2 separate regions of the Homo sapiens genome follow, and region 1 is linked to region 2. Evidence: chromatin loops called from intact Hi-C (ENCODE). Cell type or tissue: Caco-2. All regions are shown on one strand. Each heading gives the region's core, and the rest is flanking DNA. Links, peaks and the distances in the headings are about the cores only.

Evidence for each region. Hi-C counts contacts between places; a loop is a spot of excess contacts. Peaks named below come from ENCODE experiments on the same cell type or tissue, not always from the same donor. Only the 100,000 strongest peaks of a DNase experiment are listed, where the experiment ranks them.
Region 1: it touches region 2 in a loop (8-fold over the local background); 3 of 110 quality-filtered maps call a loop at or near these places.

What each region holds. Positions count from the first base shown.
Region 1 is chr4:94,120,997-94,133,112 of GRCh38, forward strand. It overlaps SMARCAD1-DT (SMARCAD1 divergent transcript), which reads right to left. Exons shown (of 9, transcript NR_125922.1): 7 at 3,905-4,046. Among named protein-coding and RNA genes, the nearest start is that of SMARCAD1-DT, 81 kb to the right of the region's middle. In Caco-2, for the core only: a CTCF peak has its summit at 6,919 (motif pointing left); no DNase peak of the experiment used is centred there.
Region 2 is chr4:94,251,507-94,263,622 of GRCh38, forward strand. SMARCAD1 (SNF2 related chromatin remodeling ATPase with DExD box 1) reads left to right here. Exons shown (of 24, transcript NM_020159.5): 9 at 1,110-1,501. Among named protein-coding and RNA genes, the nearest start is that of SMARCAD1, 50 kb to the left of the region's middle. In Caco-2, for the core only: a CTCF peak has its summit at 5,533; no DNase peak of the experiment used is centred there.

The DNA of each region.
Region 1 (12,116 bases), core at 2,140-10,139, 130 kb before region 2:
GACGTAGACATTTTTTGTGCCAGGAATAATTTCTCAATTTTAAGATACTGAAAACTGAATTTTTTAAACATGTTTTTAACAGTGCAAGCTAAACAGTATACATCTAGTGCTGAATTCAGGCCACGGGCACCAGTTTTCAACTTCTATAATAGTTGTTACTGTGGATTATTTCCTTACTTGTCAATGTAGAAAGTTGGGACAAATATTTTGAGGAGATTTATTGGTCTGTGTAGGTTTTCCAAGCACAGTATATTTGTTATCTCTTGCTGTGTTATGTATTACTACAAATTTAACAGCTTAAAACACCCATTTTTCTTACCTGAATCCGTAGTTTAGAAGTCCAGCATGGCACTGCTGGTTCTCTGTTCAGTGTCCTACAAGGCTGAAGTCAAGGCATTAATGGGACTGCAATCTTACCTAAGTTTCAGGCTCCTTTACTAAGCTCACTGGTTACTAGCAGAATTCAGTTCCTTGCAGTTGTAAGCCTGAGGTCCTCCTTTCTTGGAGGCTGCCAAGTGGTGGCCCTTCTCAGTTGTCACTCAGGCTGGAGTGCAGCGGCACGATCTTGGCTCACTGCAACCTCCGTCTCTGAGGTTCAAGTGATTCTCCTGCCTTAGCCTCCCAAATAGCTGGGATTACAGGTGCCTACCACCACACCTGGCTAATTTTTGTATTTCTAGTAGAGATGGTGTTTCACCATCTTGGCCAGGCTGGTCTTGAACTCCTGACCTCGTGATCCACCCGCCTCGGCCTCCCAAAGTGCTGGGATTACAGGCATCAGCCACCACGCCCTGCTCCTTCTCAGCTTTCAGAGGCATCCCACAGTTGCGTGTCACATGGCCCTCTCCACAACATGACAGCATGCTCCTGTAAGGCCAGGAGAAAAATCTCTCCACCTTATTTAAGCACTTAACTTGATTAGGTCAGGCCTACCCTCAATCAACTGACTAGGGACCTTGATTACATCTGCAAAATCCCTTTTGCCAGGTAATGAAACATAATCAAGGAGTGACGTCCCATTATATCCACAAGTCCCAGCCTCATGCAAGCAGAAGGGATTATTCAGAACGTGTGCACCAGAGGATGGGAATCTTGAAGGACATCTTAGAATCCTGCCTACCACATATGGCAAACACTAGTTTATAATTCTCTTGTATAAGAATTTCTATTCTTCTGTTTTGTCATTAGCTTTTAGTGAAAAATGATCTAAGATACAGTCTAAAAAAGATACAGTCTTTTTTTTCCCCCTTGAGATGGAGTTTCACTCTTGTCGCCCAGGCTGGAGTGCAATGGCACAGTCTCTGCTAACTGCAACCTCCCTGGTTCAAGCAATTCTCCTGCCTCAGCCTCCCAAGTAGCTGGGATACAGGCACGTGCCACCACATCTGGCTAATTTTTGTATTTTTAATAGAGATGAGGTCTCACCATGTTGGTCAGGCTGGTCTCGAACTCCTGACCTCAGGTGATCCACCTACCTTGGCCTCCCAAAGTGCTGGGATTACAGGCATGAGCCACCATGCCTGGCCTAATCTAAGATATAGTCTTTTAAAAAACTGTTTCTTGGGACAGGCGCAGTGGCTTATGCCTGTAATCTCAGCACTTTGGGAGGCCGAAGCAGGCAGATCACGAGGTCAGGAGATCGAGACCATCCTGGCTAACATGGTTAAACCCCATCTCTACTAAAAATACAAAAAAATTAGCCAAGTGTGGTGGCACGTGCCTGTAGTCCCAGCTACTCGGGAGGCTGATGCAGGAAATTGCTTGAACCCGGGAGGCAAGGGTTGCAGTGAGCTGAGATGGTGCCACTATATTCTGTTGTCCCTTTATGGAGTTCTATGTGAGAAATTTCTTGTAAAGCTTACTAGGAGATGTCTTGCTTTTCCTGAAAAAATAAGATTTTTTTTCTCTTTTACACTAGAAATATATAATGGACTTTATCTCTTTTCCCTTTGGCTGCCTTGAAGCTCAAAGCCAATCTAAATGGACCTTTTTTGTCCGTATACAGTGGAGGAAAATTCCTCCCTATTCTTAAATTCTTATTCATATTTTTATAGTGCTGGCTTTAGTTCTTGATTTTATATATATGTTTTCTCTGTGCTCATCTCAAATAAAAAAGAAGAAACATGACAAATATATAGATTAGATAGATAAAAGAGGGATAGAAAAATAATAAATTAAAGATAAATGGAATAACTAGTGATAAGAGAAAGAGACAAAGTAATGATCATGTATTCTTCCCATTTTATAGGCTACCTATTCAATTCCATAAATGTGTATACCTGTCCTTGTACCAATATCCCACCATTTTATTTTAATAGCACTATAAGACTTTATTGTCTAGCAGGGCCTTGTTTTCACATTGCAAAATTTCTTTCGCAAAAAAAAATCAGTGATAAAATCAACAATAATCGATGACTTTAAATATTAATTTTAGCATTTAATATTCACTAATAAATTCTCTTCACTTTGAGCTCTTAATCAATTTTGTACTCTTTTGGAATATATTGGGTCTGATGCCTTATAGATGTGACTTGGCCAAAATTTTGGAGGTATGATCCTTTCCTTGCTACATTCATATCTCTCTACATGCATTAGGCCAGTTTTAAATCCACAGAGCTTATATCTTTTTCAGACTATTTCTACCTTGCACTTATATAACCATATTCATTTGGCATTAGACTCCATCCTTTTATTATATGTGAACTGTTCACCTCATATAAGGTCTCAGAAGAATTTAAGCATTAGACCTGGGATGGAGAGAGACAGAAAGGACTTGAAGGAATTAATGGTGATCCCATAAGGAAAGTGGAACATTTCATACAAAATTTGGGTTCACCTATACACTTCTTGGAGAACCCGGTGAGAATGCCAACTCACAACAAGACATTGTTTGGGACAAATATGTTCTGGGAAACAACTAAGCTCAAACTTGTTTGCCATCAGTTTAGTGATGATCTTGGAAGGAAGAGTAATATTTCCTTTAGGGTAATTTTGAGGACCGGCCAAATCTTAAACCTAAGAGGTAAACTGCTAAAGATTTAACTTCTATTTTCTCACCATTTTTATAGATAGTTGGTTGAGTCTGCTGACTGTTGGGCAGGGTAGTGGCGAGGGACAATAGGCACAGAAGAGCAAATACAGATAATGATATTTACTGACCCAGGGAAACCAAAAAGGCAATTTGAGTGCCCAAGATCTAGGCCCTTCTTGTCTTCGAGAAAGATATAAAGAACTTTATGACTTTCTAAGTCCTCCTTTTGTACTCAAAGACCTGGAGGGAATGTGTATACATAGTAAGGAGGTAATGAATATTATTATTATAAAAAATATAATTATTCAAATCACTCTTCTATAATATACACATACCTATAGAAAAAGTATCAACACTAACTTACTGTACTCCAACTTGAGACCTTACTGAAATATCCTATTAATACTTCTGTATTGTTAGAAGAGTTGAACAGTGAAGTGTTCTACTATTAGGGTTTTCAATTTTTTTTTTTTTTTTTTTGAGACGGAGTTTTGCTCTGTAGCCCAGGCTGGAGTGCAGTGGCGCCATCTCGGCTCACTGCAACCTCCACCTCCCGGGTTCAAGCAATTCTCTGCCTCAGCCTCCCGAGTAGCTGGGATTACAGGCACCCACCACCACGCCCAGCTGATCTTAAACTCCTGACCTCATGATCCATCCACCTCGGCCTCCCAAAGTGCTGGGATTACAGGCGTGAGCCACCGCGCCCGGCCAGGGTTTTAAATTTTTAAGATATTACTGATTGCTTAAGGAGAGCATCCCCCCCACCCCAAGACATACACCAGGCTGCTGCCCTGCACCCTTGACCTAATTTTTTAGCAGGATCCAGATCTAAACACATTCTAACTTTCATCAACGTGCAGCCGTGTATCTTACCTCTAACTTTTAAAAAGAATTCTGAGGACTTCATTTATTATTCTCCTCAATGCCTAGATGATGCAAACCATATTCTTGCTGCTCAGTTACATTGACTGCCAGCAATTTTTTTTCTGGATGATTTCTGATACAGATACATTTCCTAGAAAATGAGAGGGTTAAAGTTAAAGTGTATCATTAAGGCAGAATCCACTTAACTCTTAGAATTCAATGGAAATAAGTTACAGGACAAATTATAGTATCTCTACCATACTTTCATCTTTCAGATGAGGAGAAAAAGTGTTTTTTGGGGACTCCAAGTCCCCAAGATTTCTTCATTTCTAAATAGCCCTTTGGGCTTTTTAATGTATACTATTAAATAGTTAATAGTGTATACTATTAAAGATACTCATAGAGACACTAGAATTTACAGACAAAATCTGTTCTTAGATCAGCTTTTAGGAGGTGTCAGAATTATCTCGCTTTGTTTACTTGAGCCCTTTAAACAGAGCCATGTTTGGATTAATTTATTTCTTCAAGTTTCCTTGGGAAAATGACCACAAATTGTTTAAGTTTCCCACTTAATGAAGTATTTAACAACAGATGCTATGTTTGTGGGAAAAAATTACTAGGAATGAAAAAACGGTAATTTATTTTGATAACCTCCTATTGTATATATACAGATTATCTAGATTTTCCAATCAAAGCAATTGCATTGATTTGTTTGCTTTTTGTTTGCTGTTGTCGTTGTTGTTTTAGATTGAAGATCTGTTTGGTATTTTCCTCCTCTCTAGAATTGATTGGCCAATAGTTTAGTTTAGTTTATGTCAGTTACAGAGAGAAACAGGGGTGAAGAAGAGAGAGAGTCTTCCATACGGGTTACAAAGAAAGGGACTGATCTGAAAATTAATTTTCAAAACACATTAATTTAGAAAAAAATACACACTAAGCGGTAAAATTCACTAGCTACTTCAACAACTGAAGTCAGATTAGGTGCAGTTTTTTAAATTCACTGCAGATTTCTTAGTGATTAGATATAGTGATGAAATCCTCAAAAGATTTTGGAAGTAGGGAAAACACAGTGCCATAAAGTTATAATTGCTCTAGGGAAAAATTGCTTAGGTGACTGGTAATCTGGAGGAAGACAGAAGACTGGCCTCACACTATCACATGATTAAGATACATTATTTATTTTATATCATCAAATGCTAATCTCAGGTTCAATTTCCATGGAGATGTCATAAATGACAATTCACAGCTACATCAAATACTTGTGGTTCAAGTTCAGTGTAAATATTCTCAATACTTAGTAGTCCTGTTAGCCTTGTTTCATAACATGGAGTGGGAGCTTGTGGGATAATGCCTTGTACTTCTCCTATTTACTGATTTCTATTCATTTTATTATTGAATTCAACCTACGAAAAATGTCAAAGAAAACGGAAAGACTGTTATTTTTTTCCATTTTAATGATCTCTGAAAACAAAATAAATGTCAGTGTCTCTAAAGACAATTTAGTCAGTTTCATTCAACGTAGTTTTCCAAAAAGTTAAGTTACTTCTCCTTATTATATTTTTTAAAAAATTGGCCTTTCTATGTTTTTCTTGAGGGAGGAAATAGAGAATATGTATACAAAATGAAAAAAATAACATGTAAATTTAAAAATCAAATGGTCGGAAGAAAAAAGTCTTTAGCTGTCATCACAACACACACACACACACAGTGCTCCAAAATGAGGGATGTTAACTCTGACTTGATCTTTAAAGTCAGCAAATATAATTCTCTGTACTTGTGCCTAAGAATCTCAGCAGAACTTTATAACGTACCACTACTAAGCAAATTTTGGATGATTAGGTATATCATAGTAGGAGCGAAAGAATGTAAGGGAAAAGACAATTGAGTTGGGGTCCTGTTACCGTTACCAAATACAGTAGCATCTGCATAAAGCTTGTCAGGAGTCAAAGTACTGCTTAACTCAGCAAAGGAAGTGTGGCATCTAGTGGACATTTAGTTTCTGCAATATTTTTCTGTATTTTGCAGAGAAATAGATCTGATACATGATAGATCTTTGTGGTTTAATGGTTTTGTCGTGATTGTTTTTGTTGTTTTAAACAAGTCATGTTTTTATTTTCCACATTGTCTGATTTTTTTAAATGAATTTGGCAGTAAAATTCAAGCTGCTCATATAAAAATAAATTGTTTAGGACCTATAGTTCTACACAGTGATACTTTTCTGTGTGCTTACTTTTTATTTTGAAAATTATTGCAACCTAAGTTTCTTAAATTATACTTACATGACATAAAATATTTTTATTTTTCTTGTAATATTTTCACAAAATATGAAAATGCTTTCACATTTGTTAGAACATTTTGTGAACTATGCAAAATATACTGCTTCATATCATGAAAATCTTACAAATCAGAGATTTCAAGTAATAACAGAGATAGTGAACTTAAAATTCACAGAGTCCTAAGATACACATGAACTTTATTTTGGAAAACAATATTTTCAAACCATGGCATTTTAAATTACAGAATTACAAAAATGTTGTAGGCTTTATTAATTTTAAGTTATTCACTGATAAAGTTGTCCCAATAAACAACATTGTTCCAATAAAATCTTCTGTATATTTATCATGACCCCAAATACATTCACATACTACATTATAGAGTCATATTTCAAAATTCACCTTCATCTTCTTGTCAAATAAGTCAAGGTTTTTAAAAAATGTATAAATGTGGTATTTATTAAAAGTTGAGCAATTTCAAAATAGTTTATTGTTTTTCTAAGAATTGATAAATTTTCAAGTTATCAAAGACTCTTGGCAAGCTTTAGCTTTACTCTAAAATATTATATGTCTAATATTGACTCCCCAATATTTTCATACATTTGCTTGTATATCCTGATAGAGTTAGCCTTTTAGAAATAGGAAACACTGAAGACTAATTTGTGATTTCAAGTGGGCCATCTGAAATGGCTTGGGTTTTTCACCACCTGGAGAAATAATAGAAGCATATATTCTGTTCGTGGTTTGGTCCCCCCTAGTGGACATCAAGTAACACTGTAAATTAAAATTCTTACGTAATAATCCAGTGGTCAAAGTAATAGAGACTAGTTGTAGGTTAAACTGAGGAACTAAAATGGTCATGTTCCTGTGATACATGTGTGATACAGTTCACACATAACTTAGTATCTTTCCATCTATTGTTCAAAATGTGGAGGAAAGACCCTTAAATAATCTGTAAATCCATGAAGAAAATTATATACTCCCAAAGTTAATGTCTTAATGACTTGAGAAAATTTGAAATAAGACACTTATTTACTTGGAAACCCTCTTGTTCATTTCTGAGGTAGATAAATAATCATCTATACGTTGTTCCATGAGACTTTTGTAAATTTGGAAATATCTCTTCTGCTTCCTAAAAGACACCTCACTCTAAAAGTTTTGCAGTGGCTTCTTAAGTGCACAATAGTATTTCTTAAAGGGAAAGCTCTGTGTTCCCTTATAATGATATCCCTTTGCACATAATCTTCCACATCTTTCTGAAATAAATGAATAAATGAGAAAATTTAATGGAAAGACTCAGTGAATGTTTAAGGTAATATTTGTGTTTAACAAAATTTGCTGTTAATCTACCATTTCTAAAAAACACGTTATTCCTGACCTTAGGGACATACAGTAAACTAAATGAATAGTTATTTTATCTCTTTAAATTTAGCAGCCAGGAGTGGTGGCTCATGCCTGTAATCCCAGCACTTTGGGAGGCCAAGGCGGGCAGATTGCCTGAGGTCAGGAGTTCGAGACTAGCTTGACCAACATGGTGAAACACTGTCTCTACTAAAAATACAAAAATTAGCCAGGTGTGGTGGCAGGCACCTGTAATCCCAGCTACTTGGGAGGCTGAGGCAGGAGAATCGCTTGAACCCAGGAGACAGAGGTTGCATTAAGCCGAGATTGCTCCACTGCACTCCAGCCTGGGTGACAGAGCAAGACTTCATCTCAAAAAAAAAAAAAAAAAAAATTAAATTTAGCAAACATTCTAGCTAATTTTCACAACTCCTTACCAAAAAAAAAGCAGAAATAAGGTTTAATGATTTCAAACTTTCTGAATATTCAATTTACCTTAGAAAAGACAATAAAAATAGTCAAAAAGTTTATAGTGGTAAGCCTGCACATTAGGATCTTGGAAAGGTCATCTTCATAGAGCAAAAGAATTCCTAGAAACAAGACTTTAGGACAATTAAAATGAGCAAAATTTAGTTATAATGACTATAATGTTAGCAAAGGTATACTTTGAAAAAAGGTGACGGTCTCAAGCTATGAAAATATTCATACACTTTTTCTTAAGAACTGTTGTCTTGGAAATTTGTCCCAACAGAAAGAAAATTAGAGAGAATGCTGTAAACATCAAAATATTGCTCACAGCATTATAAAGTAAGAAATTAGAAACAACCTAAACAACAAAAGAAGAATGATTATGTGATTATGAAACTAGGTGAAATTTACTAAAATGCCTATTATTATGAAAACTTAATGGCATTATAAATAAACACATTAAAAATAAAATTAGGCAATTTCTTGGGAATTAATTTTAGAATTTTTTTTTCATTTCTTTCAGCGTGAAAAAGAAAAAGTTAAAAAAAAAAAGCAGGAAAAAAAGACTACAAAATACTTAGGTTAAGTAGGGTTTTTGTAGGTAGAAGGAAAAAAGTGATGAACTGCCAGAGCTTGTGTTTTCTTCAGCATCCAAGAAACATCCTCTGCACCAGAAAGTCAATGTTTCTGTAGCTGATGGAGTGATAATGAAAATGAGTACACAGGGCCAGGTGCAGTGGCTCATGCCTGTAATCCCAGCACTTTGGGAGGCCGAGGCAGGCAGATTACTTGAGGTCAGGAGTTTGAGACCAGCCCAGCCAACATGGTGAAATCCCGTCTCTACCAAAAAATAACAAAAATTAGCCGTGCATGGTGATGCATGCCTGTAGTCTCAGCTACTAGGGAGGCTGAGGCAGGAGAATCCCTTGAACCCGGGAGGCAGAGGTTACAGTGAGCCCAGATGGCACTACTGCACTCCAGCCTGGGTGACAGAGTGAGACAATGTCTCAAAAAAAAAAAAAAAAAGAAAGAAAGAAAGAAAAAAAAGAAAAGAAAAGTGAGCACACAGCACATGGTTGTCATATAGCTAGACTATGCTCATGAGTTCAAGGCCTGCATACCCTTAGTTCACGATGAGATCCCCCAAGTATACAAGATGTTGAAGGATGAAAAGAGAAGGAAAGAAGGAAAAAGGAAGGGAGGGCGGGGAGGAGTGAATGGAGTTGCTCTGTGACATTGGGAATGGGAGGGATTGCTCTACTTTGGCCATTTCAGCACTCTCCTATGCAAGCAGCCATGGCAAAATGCTGTAACGTAACACAAATGCATTTTATACACATAGCTGCAAATTATTTTAGTATTTAGTATTAGCTGGGGCTCAGAAAATACTACCCCAACAACTTTGAGCTGAAAGAGATTGGGAGGGCCTCAGAAGCAAGATGGTCACCCTGACCTTCCCCTACCTTTCTGTGTGAGAGCTGGCCATAAAGAAAAGAAAAGAAAAGAAATTCTCTGACCTACCTTCTGTGAAAGTAGGTCATAAGACCCTCATTCCAGGGAGGTCCTGCCCCATACTTTTTTTTTTTTTAAAAAAAAAAGGTCTAGGGTCTCACTCTACAGTGCAATGGCGCCATCACAGCTCACTGCAGCCTTGACCTGCCCGCCCCATACTTTAGGGAAAGGAATCCTGCACAGAGAGGCCAAGAAGAATCTGAATAGACAGGCCTTCCTGGGTTTCCCCTGCTCAATCTATTACCATTAGATCATACTCTTTTATCCAATCATATTTCTACACTGCTGTTTATTTTTCATCAAACCTAACCATAGAAATAAACAGTTTTCCCTGGGTCTTTGGGTCTTCATTTCTGAAGGCTCCTGTGTCACATAAAACTTTGATAACGTAAATGTGTTATGCTTTTCCCTTGTTAACCTGTCTTTTGTTATAGGAGTTTCAGCTGTTACCCTGATGGTGAATTAGGAAAGGTGTCCCACATTGGGACGCCTACACCACAGGATTTCTTTAGGTCTCAGGTATGAGAGCCTTATGTAATGTCTAAAGCACTACACAAACATGGTAGCAGTATTAGTAGAGTAGTACCCCCTTCTTCGTGGAGGATATGTTCCAAGACTCCGGGTGGATGCCTGAAACCATAGATAGTACTGAATCCTATATAGACCATGTTTTTCCTATACATACATACCTATGAAAAAGTTTAATTTCTAAATTAGACATAGTAAGAGATTAACAATAACTAATAATAAAATACAATAAAATAAAAAACAATTCTAATAATATTCCAGCATCACTTCTCCTGCACTGCAGGGCCATTATTAAGCAAAATAAGAGTTGCTTGAATACAACAACTGTGATGCTGTGTCAATCAATCTGCTGAGAGGGCTAAAGCAAATAACAGGCAGGCAGCCGGTCGCAGCCGCAGTGTGGATATGCTGGGGAAAGGGATGATTCACGTCCTGGGAGGGAGACAGCAGGATAGCAAAAGATTTTATCACACTATTCAGAACAGTGTGCAATGGAAGACCACAGAATTTATTATTTCTACAATTTTTCATTTAATATTTTCAGACTACAGTTGATCACAGGTAACAAACAGCAGAAAGCAAAACCGCACAGAGGGGGAACTACTGTACTGCTGTTTTTGCAGCAGCAATAATAGCTGGGACTTAGAGAGTGCTTACAAAAAAATATAGATGCAGTTTTAAGTGGTATACATACCTAAATTAGTTCATTTAATCCTTACAACAACCTTACAATGTGGGTTCTATTTTATCCTTATTTTACATATAGGAAAATGAGGCACAGAGAGAGGTTAACTGCCCAAAGCCACACAATTAGGAAATGGTAGAGTAAGGTTTTAGCCAGTAGTCCTAACTCATAAATCTGTGTGCTTCACCTCTGAGTCTCTTGAAAATAATATTAGTAATACAGGAATAGTAATAAGAATCTGATACGGAAATGCAGTCACGGGCTACAGAATGACATTTCAGTCAATGATGAACCGCATATACGACAGTGGTCTCATAAGATTATAACGGAGCCGAAAAATTCCTATCACCTAGTGACGTCTAGCTGTCATAAAGTTGTAGCACAGTTACTATTTTTACAAATTTAGTGTAGCTTAGGTGTACAGTGTTTCTAAAGTCTATGCTAATGTACAGTGATGTCCTGGGCCCTTACATTCACACACCAATCACTCACTGACTCACCCAGTGATATAGTCTGGATGTTTCCCCTCTAAATCTCATGTTGAATTGTAATCCCCAATGTTGGAGGTGAGGCCTGGTGGGAAGTCATTGGATCTTGGAGGCAGATCTCTCATGATGTGGTGCTGTCCTCACAATAGTGAGAGAGTTTTCATGAGATCTGGTTGTTGAAAAGTGTGTGGCTGCAAGGAGCTGTCGCTGACGCCTGTAATTGCAACACTTTGGGAGGCTGAGTTGCGCAGATGGCTTGAGCTCAGGAGTTTGATACCAGCCTGGGCAACATGGCAATACCTTGTCTCTACAAAAATAAAACAAAATAGCCGGTCTTGGTGCTGCACACCTGTAGTCCCAGCTACTCAGGAGGCTGAGGTGGGAGGATTATTTGAGCCTGGAAGTTCATGACTTCAGTGAGCCAAGATCATCCCACTGCACTCCAGCCTGGGCAACCAAGCAAGACCCTGTCTCAAAATAAATAAATAAATAAAATGTAAAAAACATAAAAAGTGTGGGGCACATTTTCCCCCCACCCCCCACCACTGTCTCTTGCTCCCACTCTTGCCATATAATACACTGCCTCCCTCTTTGCCTTCCACCATGATTGTAAGCTTCCTGAGGCCTCACCCAAGGCCAAGCAGATGCCCGGCACCATGCTTCCTGTATAGCCTGCAGAACTGAGAGCCAATTAAACCTCTTTTCTTTATAAATTACCCAGTCTCAGATTTTGGGTTTGTTTTGTTTTGTTTTGTTTTGTTTTGTTTGAGATGGAGTTTCCCTCTGTCGCCCAGGCTGGAGTGCAGTGGCTTGATCTCAGCTCACTGCAACCTCAGCCTTCCAGGTTCCGGCAATTCTCCTGCCTCAGCCTCCCAAGTAGCTGGGATTACAGACACATGCCACCATGTCCAGTTAACTCTTTGCTT
Region 2 (12,116 bases), core at 1,584-9,583:
TTCTGTGGCAAAAAGAAAGCCACCAAATATGAGTTTGAAAAATGAGTCAGAAGAGCCATGTTATGAATGTGAAAACATTTGAGGAATACTTTAGCCAATTCATTTTGCTTATTTTTTATAAATGCACAAAAATAAAGGTATGATAATCTGTGTAAGTCTAATAGCTTTCTGAGTAAGTAAAAATTTCTGAATAAAGTATTGTATTATAGATTGGTGCATGTTTTCTCACTGGTACATAAAATAATGGTGTTACCTTCATTCACAGGCATCTTAGAATTCTGTAAACTGATAATCAGTGATAAAGTAGTGGGGCTTTTTGATAATACTGTATTTGAATAATTTTTTTTATTTTTTATTTTTTTTGAGACGGAGTCTTGCTCTGTCGCCCAGGCTGGAGTGCAGTGGCACAGTCTCGGCTAACTGCAACCTCCACCTCCCAGGTTCAAGCGATTCTCCTGCCTCAGCCTTCTGAGTAGCTGGGATTACAGGCATGCACCACCATGCCTGGCTAATTTTTATATTTTTAGTAGAGACAGGGTTTCACCATGTTGGTCAGGCTGGTCTCGAACTCCTGACCTTGTGATCTGCCCGCGTCGGCCTCCCAAAGTGCTGGGATTACAGGCGTGAGCCACCATGCCCAGCCTATTTGAATAATTTTTTAAGTAACGATGCAACTTAGAATATTGAAGATAGTATTGGAAAATTATGGATAGTTGAAACATACACACTTTTTATTAGTAAGCTTTATAGTAGTGTAAGCATCATTCTGCTATATTCTTCAGTGTTGGCATAGTTGAGTGGGGCTGCTAGGAATATCTGAGACATCATACAGATACGCAGCTGCCATTTGTGTTCTCAGGACCTTTGTTAGAAAACAGAGATTTATATTTAATTCATTTTAAAAACAAGTTATCACCTGCTTTTGAAACAATTGTTTAACTTCAAATTCTACTTAAGTATTTTTAAAGTGTATCAAATTTAACAATAAATTGTCGTTGAATTCTTCTGTATTCAATAGGAATAGGTAAATGTTTTAAGTTTTTATTTGAAGTCTATCTTTATATTTATGTATTTCTAATTTAGTTACTGTTTTTGTCTTTTATATACAGATATGCAATATGTATCACAAAGTGAGGTTCCAAATGGAAAAGAAGTTTCTTCAAGAAGTCAAAATTACCCTAAAAATGCAACTAAAACAAAACTAAAACAGAAATTTTCAATGAAAGCACAAAATGGCTTTAACAAGAAACGTAAAAAAAATGTTTTTAATCCAAAGAGAGTTGTTGAAGACTCTGAATATGATTCAGGTTCTGATGTCGGTAGTTCACTAGATGAGGACTATAGTAGTGGTGAAGAAGTGATGGAGGATGGCTATAAAGGTAAAATTCTTCACTTCCTTCAAGATGCTTCAATTGGTGAACTTACTTTGATTCCTCAGTGTTCTCAGAAAAAGGCTCAGAAGATAACAGAACTCCGGCCCTTTAATAGTTGGGAGGCTCTGGTAAGGCTTTATTCTTTTTTTCCCCTTGTATGTGTGTGTGTATTTAATTCACAGTACCGGTTATAGTCAAGTTGTCTTCAGCCCAGGTAAGCATAGATGGGTGGCCTTATCCTGTGTAAAGTCAAACATTACTTTCATTGTAAGCCAATAGTATTTCAAATAGTGTCATATGACCTAATTTTGAATGAATTAAGGGGTGATTTTCCTGAAAAAACCCAAGCTGATTGGCTGGGAATACTGTCACTCATTCCTTTGCATAGAAACTTCGTTCATTTCACTGCAGAAGAAGAAATTAGAGCTTACATTTAGGAAGGAGTTGTTTGCTAGCCTGTTCTGATCTGTTACTGCTGAGACACCATGCAGAAAGCAAGAATGTGGCAGAAATTTTACTACAACTACTTGAAGAGCAATAGCAACGGCCAGGGGAGCTCCATGATTCAAAATGCCAGCCTAAGTGTTTTATGCTTCACCACAAAAGAAGCAATTGTTTATTTTCTTTTTTTCTTCTAAAAGTAACAGCTCAGTCTCTAACATGTTTTTGTTGGTTAAGCAACGTGGCCATTTTATGGAGTGTAGCAGGCTGCAGCGTTTTTAATTGGAAAGATAGAAAAATTTCTGGAAGCCTATAATTCAAGCGTTAGGTGAAGGGAAGGCATAAGCACTGGTAAGTACACTTTGCATGATCATTTTCTGGAATTTGACTTTCTATAAACAGGTTGTATACAGAATACCTGCATTTTGAGTTTTATGAATGCCAACAGTCATCAAATCTTATTCATACAGATAAATATAAGAACTCTTAAATTTTGCTTCAACCCTTACGTGGGCTTTTATAGCAGGAATTGTATATAGGCCTGTTGTAAAAGCAATATGGATGATTTTTTACAGCTTTAAAAGATGCAGCGACTCTTGATGCTTTATAAAATTTTTTAGGAAGTTTTATTCCCTAAGTTAGGGAGCAAAGTTGCTTTTGTGGTTAATTTTATACTTGAAACAAATCTAAATGAGCATTAAATGCCCTGATAAGTGTCTTGAAGTGGCAATAGGGGAGAGTCCCTGAACAATGGTTGTAAATACATTTTTTTAATTAAAATATTTGAAAAATACAGAAACAACATTAATAATATTCCATAGCTTTAAAAAATAATAATAAAACCATTTGTTTTGCCTGAAGCCTTTGCTTTTCCAGAGAACATCTGTCAAAGCAGGCCCTTTCAAAACTTGTTTGGCTTTGCCTGAGTGATTTATTTGTTAAAGTATTTGCTGAAGGGCTTTCTTGTTCTTCTTTTCTTCCTTTTCTTCTTTCTTTTAATCTTTAATGGTCTCTTATGTTGTTGCAGAGTTGGGTTGCTCAGGCTTGTTGAGATTCTAATTTATTTAATAAGATATGCAATTATCTGCACTAGTTTGTTTAGTTGCTGTAAATACTTGCCCGAATATCTTATAGTAAAAGTAAATTATACAATTTTACCAGAGGTATATGTGCCAGATGTTTTTAAAAAATATTCAGCAACTTAACATGTGGAAAGCATATTTCCCCTACTAATTAATCAGCAGAGTTTAAATTAGTCTTGACATGAATTTGGAGATTATGCATTACTTACTTAAACCTCCTAACATCTTGCCCCTTTCTAAAAGTTGAACATAAAGACTATATTGTTTGTTCTAACCATCCATCCAAATGTGAAATATTTTATGTAACAGTCTAAATGTATCTGAAAAGTAAACTTTCTACTTGAGTTCAGTGAAGACAGCAAAGTAGGTGAATGAGCTTTTTCAAATTAATAGTGTAAATTAGCAAGTAAATACAGATATGCTTTAAATTTTAATTTGCTTAGAACTTTGAGCTCCTACTTTAAAAACCTTTAGAATTTTAAATGTGATTTATTTATAGAGTACTTTTTTAGCCCAAACCCTACCCTAGAGCAGATTTAATATCTTAATAAAATTATCAAAAGTCAATATTATGCATATTTTTTAGTTAAAAGCTATATAATTTGCTTTTTCCCTGTTAATCAGTGAGGTTTGATAATGTACCTCTAAACAACTTCAAAAGGAAACAAAAGCCAAAAAAATTGTTTTGTGTTGATAGCTGCCATATTTAGAAATTTCCTTGAGAATTAGTTGAGGTTTTAATCATATTGCTCAGTCATATTTTAATGAAAATTACAAGGTATTAAATATATTAAGAACAACCTGCTAACAAATAGTCTGCTCTTTCTTGAAATCATTGTTTAATCTTACTTAGTCTTAAGAATTGGGGAATTTCTATTTACAAACTGTAAAGTTCATAAATATTTCATTAAAAAATGCATACTTGAGCCCGTGAATAAAGTACATATATACAATAGTAATTTTTGTTAAAAGTGAGGTTTCTTTAACGTTGGTGATTATTAAATGATTAAATGTAATCATTAGTATTTCATTGTCTTATTATAAAAGTAATTTGAATGTGAAAATTATATTGTGCCTTTTAAAACAACATTTGAAAAGTTGTAGATCATTGGGTTGTTTTCAAGGTAGTAGACATATAAATGTAATATAAGTGTAGTAGATATATATAAAATGTAAGTATAATATACTTATTAATATTACCTACTTGGTAATCTAATTTCAGTAAGTTTAGAGGTTACTACCTTTCTATACTACTATGACTTATTTGTCAGATAATTATGCTTTTTGAAACTAAAATACTCAAGATTTTAGTCACCCTCATTTTACATGAGGAAAATTTGATTTTTTTTAAAGTATATTACCTAAAAGGATATTTATGCTTCAGCTTTATAATCATTTATTAGTCAAAATTTAAATATTGTTTTTAAATTTTTCTTCATAATTTTTTCCATTTTACTTACAGTTTTTCTGCATAATAGCAGTAATGTAGGTGCCTATTGTGAGAAAACCTCATCATTAAATCAAGTAGGGTTCAGAAATACAGCAAGCCAAAAATGTCATTAGTTTAAAAACTTGTACTGTTATTGTGGTAAAAATTGGAATTTTTATTGCCAAATTTCACACATTTGATGGCATCAGTTCACCATCCACTTACTGGATTTTTGTCTAGCCTTGCACACAGTAGGGAGGGGATATTATTATGTCTGTGAAAAATACTACTCTGTTGCATCTTTATATGTTAATCAGAGTAGTAATGTTTTTATGCTGACCAATGCGACATGCATCAGTAACTCAACCTGGAAACTTTCATATATGCATCTACTTTGTTAACATTTAGATCAGTGTAGATCCAGTTTTCCTTGGCTGATAACCAAGCAACTCAGGTTTAGTCCATGTCACACACTGTGCTCCTCATTATGTTACTCTCATCTACTAGACTGTGGATTTTCTTTTTTGGTTTTTGTTTTGTTTTGTTTTGAGACAGAGTTTCGCTCTTGTCACTTAGGCTGGAGTGCAATGGTATGATCTCAGCTCACTGCAACCTCCACCTCCCGGGTTCAAGCGATTCTCCTGCCTCAGCCTCCCTAGTAGCTGGGATTACAGGTGCCCGCCACCACACCTGGCCAATTTTTATATTTTTAGTAGAGATGGAGTTTCACCATGTTGGCCAGGCTGGGCTGGAACTGCTGACCTCAGGTGATCCACCTGTTGCGGCCTCTCCAAGTGCCGGGGTTACAGGCGTGAGCCACTGCATCTGGTCCTTTGCTTTGTTTAACTGGTGATTTCTGTAAAATACCTGGCCTAAATTGGCCACTTAAAGCATGGTAATACATATTTCTTCCTTCTGAATAAGGTGGCACCAGTGAATTTATTTGTAAGATTACTATATATTCAGGCTTTGTTTTAATTTGTGTAAGTTTGATAAGTTTGTATTAAAAAAATCTGCAAGTACATTTTGAGTACTTTGTAGGCTGCTGCCAGGTATTTATAATAATGAATAAGCTTGGGATTCTGTCCTCAGGGCTGTCTTTTGGTAAGTGGGGATTTAATGATTTGAAAATTAAATCTGCTTTTAAACAGTTTCCTCCTTCCTATGGAAATTCAAAAATATCTGTACAGTAAGAGTGACACACTGTGGCAAGAGAGTGATACTTCAGATGCTGACTGTTTTTGAAAGAAAAAAGTCCTTTGAGTAGTCACTTGAGTTTTTAATGAAGAGATATGATTGGGGCCATATTGATGAGTTTTTTTCATGTAATTATTCAGGAAGTAGCAATTAGCTTTTTAACTTTCTTCCTCCTGAAAAAAAGATTTATCATTTTTTGAGAATGATTTGTTTTACCTAAAATTGAAACAGCATGTGCAGAAATGAAAAAGTAAAGTTTACCCCAAATTCTACCAAAGATACCCACCATTTAAGGTGTTTTGAGCATCATCTATTTATGTATACATTTGTATACTTCATACCATGTAAGCAGGATCATCTTTTCTGTGGTTTTCAGTAACTTCAGATTTACTAATAGATCCCACATTTACAGGGTACTTTGTATTTCTTAAATCTTTTTTGGGGGAAAGTTAAGTAACTTACAGGATTAAGTGATTTTTGTGTTCAGAAAACAGTAACATGGTGGCAGTAGAGTGTTCTTACATCTTTCCTTAAGTGAGAGCCCCTCTTTCCCCATCCCCAAATTGTTTATTTACTTTTTGTTAATGTTTATACTTTTATTATTTACACATATACTTAGATTAACAAATAATTCTATAGGCTTGTTCTCCGCCCCCACAAAAAAAAATCTATATCCACCCTTTTCCCCAGCCTGTTGCCCATGCTGCAGATAACTTCTTTCATGACTTTTTGTCTCATTGTTCTGATCACCTCCATATCTTTATGTAATATAGTTATAATGCACTTTTTGTCATTTGTAGGTCTTATCTATCAACTTAATATTATAGACAATAGGATTTAGTTCTCACTGTCTACCTCACTTCACATGCCCATTTTCTGTTCCCCAGTTCTGTTAATATATGTTAATATGGTAATTTTGAAGATCATTTTTAGTGTCTACATTGTTATGACTATGCAAATGCCTTTCATAGATGAACCATGTAGTGTACTACATGATTTTTATTTTTTTCTCATTTTTTTTCCTAGTTGTTATTTGTCTCGGTTTTTCTCTTTATTTTCCTATATACTTGTCATTAGGTCAACTCTAAAGTCTTTTCCAGTTGCCTAAATTTCCCATCAGATTTTTTTTTTTTCTTTTCCTTCTTTCAGACAGTCTTGCCCTGTCACCCAGGCTGGAGTGCAGTGATGCGATCTCAGCTCACTGCAATCTCTGCCTCCCACGTATAAGCGATTCTCCTGCCTCACCCTCCTGAGTAGTTGGGATTACAGGCGTCTACCACCACACCCGGTTAATTTTTGTATTTTTAGCAGAGACGGAGTTTCATGATGTTGGCCGGGCTGGTCTTGAACTCCTGACCTCAAGTGATCCGCTCACCTCCACCTCCCAGAGTGCTGGGATTACCTGGGCCTGTCAGATTTTAGACACCTCTGGTAATCTGTCAGTTTCATCTCTTTTAGAAAATCAGGAATCTTATCACCTGCTCTGATTTGGAAGTGGCCTTAGCATTTCATTTTCCTGTCATCCTGGAGAATCCTTTTGTCTCTCTCATTTTGAGTCTCTTGTTTCTGAATTCAGTGCATGCCACTTTTTTTATTCCATTGGTTTTGTAAGTGCATACTAGGTGATAGATGAATAACATAGTGAAGCTAGATGACCTGATTTTGAATTCTTGTCTGTCATTTTCTAACAGCTTACATATCTGTAAGCAAATATCTGTAAGTGGGGTGTAATTATAGTGCCTGCCTATGGGAAAGTCTAAAAATTAAATGCCATCAGTTGCCTGGCTCTTTAAAAACATTAGCTGCAGATATTCACAATAATTTGCATTGCAAGTGTTGTGTATATTATTAATGAAATGCCAAGAAACTATTTGTTGTTTTCTGTTTGTCCACTAAGTTCTAGCCATATTGAATCAAACTTTCTAAAATCAAACTATTCTTCTTTTTTTGTTGTTGTTAAATATCCATGCCCACCCTATAGCTTTTTAAATCAGATTTATGGCTGGGCTTATGGGCACATTACCCACAATATATTAAGACTAACTGTTTTAGCCTCCCTTGTGATCGTTTGACAAAGTTCATTCCAATGGGATGTGAGCAGTGGTATGTTACAACTTTTGGAAAGTGTTGTTTCTTCCTGCCGGTAGAAGGGTCAATATGATGGTGGATGTTGAGGTTATTGAAGCAACAGAGTTAGAAGAATCCTTAATTTTGGAAGCAACATACCAAATCTGAATCAGTTCCTCAGATTTTTATTTACATGAGAGATTAATAACTTTATTTAAACCTGTGATATTTGGGTTTACTGTCACAGCAGAATCTAATCACAGTAAATTCATTCAATTAAACTCTTTTTCCTTTAAAAAACTGTCTACTGCTGTTTTACATTCGTGGTTAGTGGATTGTTATTAGATAGATCTAAATTCTAAATCAGCAGCAGTCATTTTGATCATCTCTAAAGTTGGTTTACCTGTGTGGGAGGGGAGAGGTAGGGAGTGTTAAGGGGTCCTAAGGAGTTGTTCTGAAATTTCAACTTCAAAATAACCAAAAAGTGAAGTTCAGTTAAAAATCTCATAACCAACCCTTAACTGTTAAAGCGTCCTGAAGTAAGAATGACCTTGTACTCCCCTTCATTGCCTCCCCCATTTTGTTATTACAAGAAATTTAAGCACACAGTGTTATAATGAACCCCCATGTGTTTCTTCCATACTCTTGTCCACTTCCTTCCATCATATTATTTTGAAGCACATCTCAGACATCATTTTATCCTTATAATTTTAAATGTGTATCTCCTGAAGAAACCATAACATTCTTATATCTAATAAAAATCATCAATAATGTCTTAATATCAAAATATTCAGAGTTCAAATTTCCAGTTGTCTCATAAATGCCATAGTGTTTGTTCATTTGTTTTATAGTTTGTTAGTTTGAATTAAGATCCAAGTAAGGTCCACTTATTAAGATTGCTTGATAGGTCTTTTAATCTGTAGATTCCTCATCCCTCTCTCTCTCCCCCTTCTGTTTTTCCAGTTTTTGGTAAAGAAACTGGGTCATTTGTTCTATAACTCTCCTGTCTAAACTTTTCTGATTATACCTCCCCAGTGTAGTTTAACATGTTCCACTGGACTAGTACTTTCTGTAAAACGATCATTAGAAGGTTAAATGCACCCACCAATATTATTACATAGTTAGTGATGTGTTCTTTCATCAGAAGACAGTAATATCTGATTGTTACTTTTTGTAACATTAGCATCTGTTGATGCTACATGTCTGGATCCATAATTCATTAGCCATTGCAAAATTAATACTTTTTATTTTATTTTTTTTTATTTTGAGACAGTCTCTCGCTCTGTCACTCAGGCTGGAGTGCAGTTTCGTGATCTTGGCTCACTGCAACCTCTGCCTCCTGGGTTCAAGAAATTCTTGTGCCTCAGCCTCCTGAATAGCTGGGATTACAGGCGTGCACCACCACACCCAGTTAATTTTTGTATTTTTAGTAGAGACAGGGTTCCACTGTGTTGGACTTGAACTCCTGGGGCCTCAAGTGATCCACCTGCCTCGGCCCCAAAAGTGCTGAGATTACAGGCGTGAGCCACCATGCTGGCCTGCAAAAATAATATTTTAATACTGTTATTGCTGCTTGTTGAGGAAGTATCTATAAAAGAACTTCTTACATCTACCACTCTAAATGTTGCCGTTCATATACAAAATTCAGAATAAATGTTTATTCTTTCCTTTAATTTTCCAGCTCTCAAAGTGATTGGTCACCCCCACCTTTTAACCCTTTCTTGTGGCTTCCAAATGACCATAATTAATTTATGCTCTCAAAAAATAAGTAAAAGGAAGAAAATTTTTTTAATAAATAAAAAGACATCAAACTTAAATGTGTAAATTGGTACAGCTTAAGTGAATTTGTGATTTATGTCTGCTGTAATTTTTTTTATATTAGGAAGTTTCAGCTATGAAGGAAATTTTACACTTCAAAAAGCTGTTCAGTGGCAGAAAATATGATAATGACAGATTAGATCACAATATGCTAATTTTTTCAGAGTTACCTCTCGTGTAACACAGCTTTTGAAAATATTTGAATAGTACTATATTCTTTTTTAAGTGAAAAAAAAAAAGAAACCTGTAATTGCTTTATAAAGATTCAGTGTGCTTCAGCTTCACTTTGAATATATCCACTTAGTATAATCTAACATTGGTTTTCTTAATAATGGTTGTGTGACTTACATGTTAGGAATCTTCACAGTACACATTTTACTTTTTATCTGTTTCTCAGAAAATATTGACTGTTATTTATCACTAAACTCATAATATGCTTAGGCACTAACCTTCAACAATACAGTAACATCTTTAGATTTCTACCGAATTGTGAATATGTTATTAGATGAATATTTACCTCTCCATGTGTTTCTGGCACATATCTTCAAAGCATAACTATTATGAATAAAATTATACATTTATAACCACTGTGAATAGTTACGTATTTAATTACTCAGAACTGTCCATGAGAAATACTATAGAAATTATTTACCATGTGGTGTATTTTATATAAATTCATTATAATTGGTGAAAGATTAAGTTTGTTTGTTTGTTTTTGAGACGGGGTCTCACTCTATCACCCAGGCTGGAATGCAGTGGCGTCTTGGCTCACTGCAACCTCTGACTCCCGGGCTCAAGCCATCGTCCCACCTCAGCCTCCTGAGTAGCTGGGACCACAGGCACGTGCCACCACACCGGCTAATTTTTTGTATTTTTGGTAGAGATGGAGTTCTGCCATGTTGCCCAGGCGGGTCTTGAAATCCTAGGCTCAAACAGTGCTCTTGCCTTGGCCTCCCAACATGCTGGGATTATTGGTGTGAGCCACCACAACCGGCCAGTTTATTGTTTTTTGGCAGTTAAAACTTAACACTTCACTTTTTGAAATTATTTCTTCCTTGGCTTCTCTGATACCACATCCTACATTTCTTCTTGCTCTGTCTTTTTAAATGCTTCTAAATGTTGGTGTTCTTCAAGGTTTTGCTCTCAGTCTTCTAATCTCCAATTTCATGTGCTTTTCCTTAGGTAATCTCATCAGCATCTTTGACTTTGATGGTCACCTGTGTGGCATCTTTTTCTCCAGCTTACATCTCTTCCCTAAGATACAGATCTTTATTTAACTAACCACTGGCTCTTTCTCGAAAATTTGGTAGCTGCCCCAAATTTAATATATCCAGAAACAGACTTCCTTTGCCATCTTGGTAAATTTTAATCTCAATAGATGGTACCACTAATCTGTTAGCATTGAAGCCAGAAGTCTGGGAGTCAGGCTTAACTCTTCATTCATCTCCCCACACTTAATGGGTTCTACCTCCTGAAGATCGTGAATCTTATCAGTTTCTCCGTGTCCAACACAGACCACTATTGTCTCTCAACTCAAAGCCTTCTTAATAGTTTTTTGCTCTCAAGCCTTCTTCACATTACTCTCATAGAGTTCTTTCTAAACAGGAACTCTCTAAAACCCTTCAATAGCTTTTTAATGCCCATAAGTTCAGTTTAGAACGCATTAAAATGATTCATACCCTTACTGCCTTCCTGTTCAGACTTGTCTGTTGCTTCTCTAGGTTCTGACATGTGAATTTATCTTTCCATTAAAACAGTTCTTTTATTATTTCTGGCTTCTTACTCCATAAGGAATTACTAGGTCTTAGATTTTATTAGTCTTTTTGTGATGAGTGCCCATGAACTTTTGTTGTTTCCCTTGTTTATACCAGAGGTTATGCTTGAAATTGTTACTTGTGTTTCCCAATGTTCGTAGACCACAAGGACAGGGCTGTGTCTATCTCCCAGATAATTCAACAGTTACAGTAATTTCTGTTAAAAAAAAAAAAAAAAAAGAAAGAAAAGAAATGGTAGTTGGTTACAGAAAAAAAAAAGTGTATTTTGAACTTTTAAGGTCTTAAATTATTTTATTTAGGGAGGTACTAGTTATACAGTGAAAAGGGCATGGAATTTTTCTCTTACCCAGCTTTGTGATGTTGGAAATTGAACCTTAGTTTTTTCATCTAGATTTGGTAGGCTAGTCTTGGTAGTTGTTACGAGGATTTAATGAGTTACTGAATAAAAGGTATCTAATAGTTACTAGCACATAAATGGCACCTAATGTATGTTCATTCCTTATTTCCTGATTAATTTGTTGGGTTTCTCTCACATTTCAATGTATTACACACACATACTACAATCAGCATGAGATTGGTTTATGGCCTATAATTTTTGGTTGCATTTAAAAATAAAAGTATTTTAGCTAAAAGTTCTAATAGAACCTCCTTAAGACACTGATTGTTATCTATACTGCTGCTTATGAATAGATCTTTCCCCTGAAAAGCACAAAGTAGGGGGAGTAGGAGATCATATTGTGATTATGAATTTTGTCCCTGTGAAAAATATAGAGTAGTATGCAAATAAACTTAGTATTTAACAGTGCCATTTTTGAAGTGCTAAGAATAGATTGGATATTTTGTATATTTCCAAGTTATTCTAGGATAAATATGGAAAATGTATATTGCTATAAACTGTATTTTATTTAGTTATCTTAGTATATCCAAAAAGCAC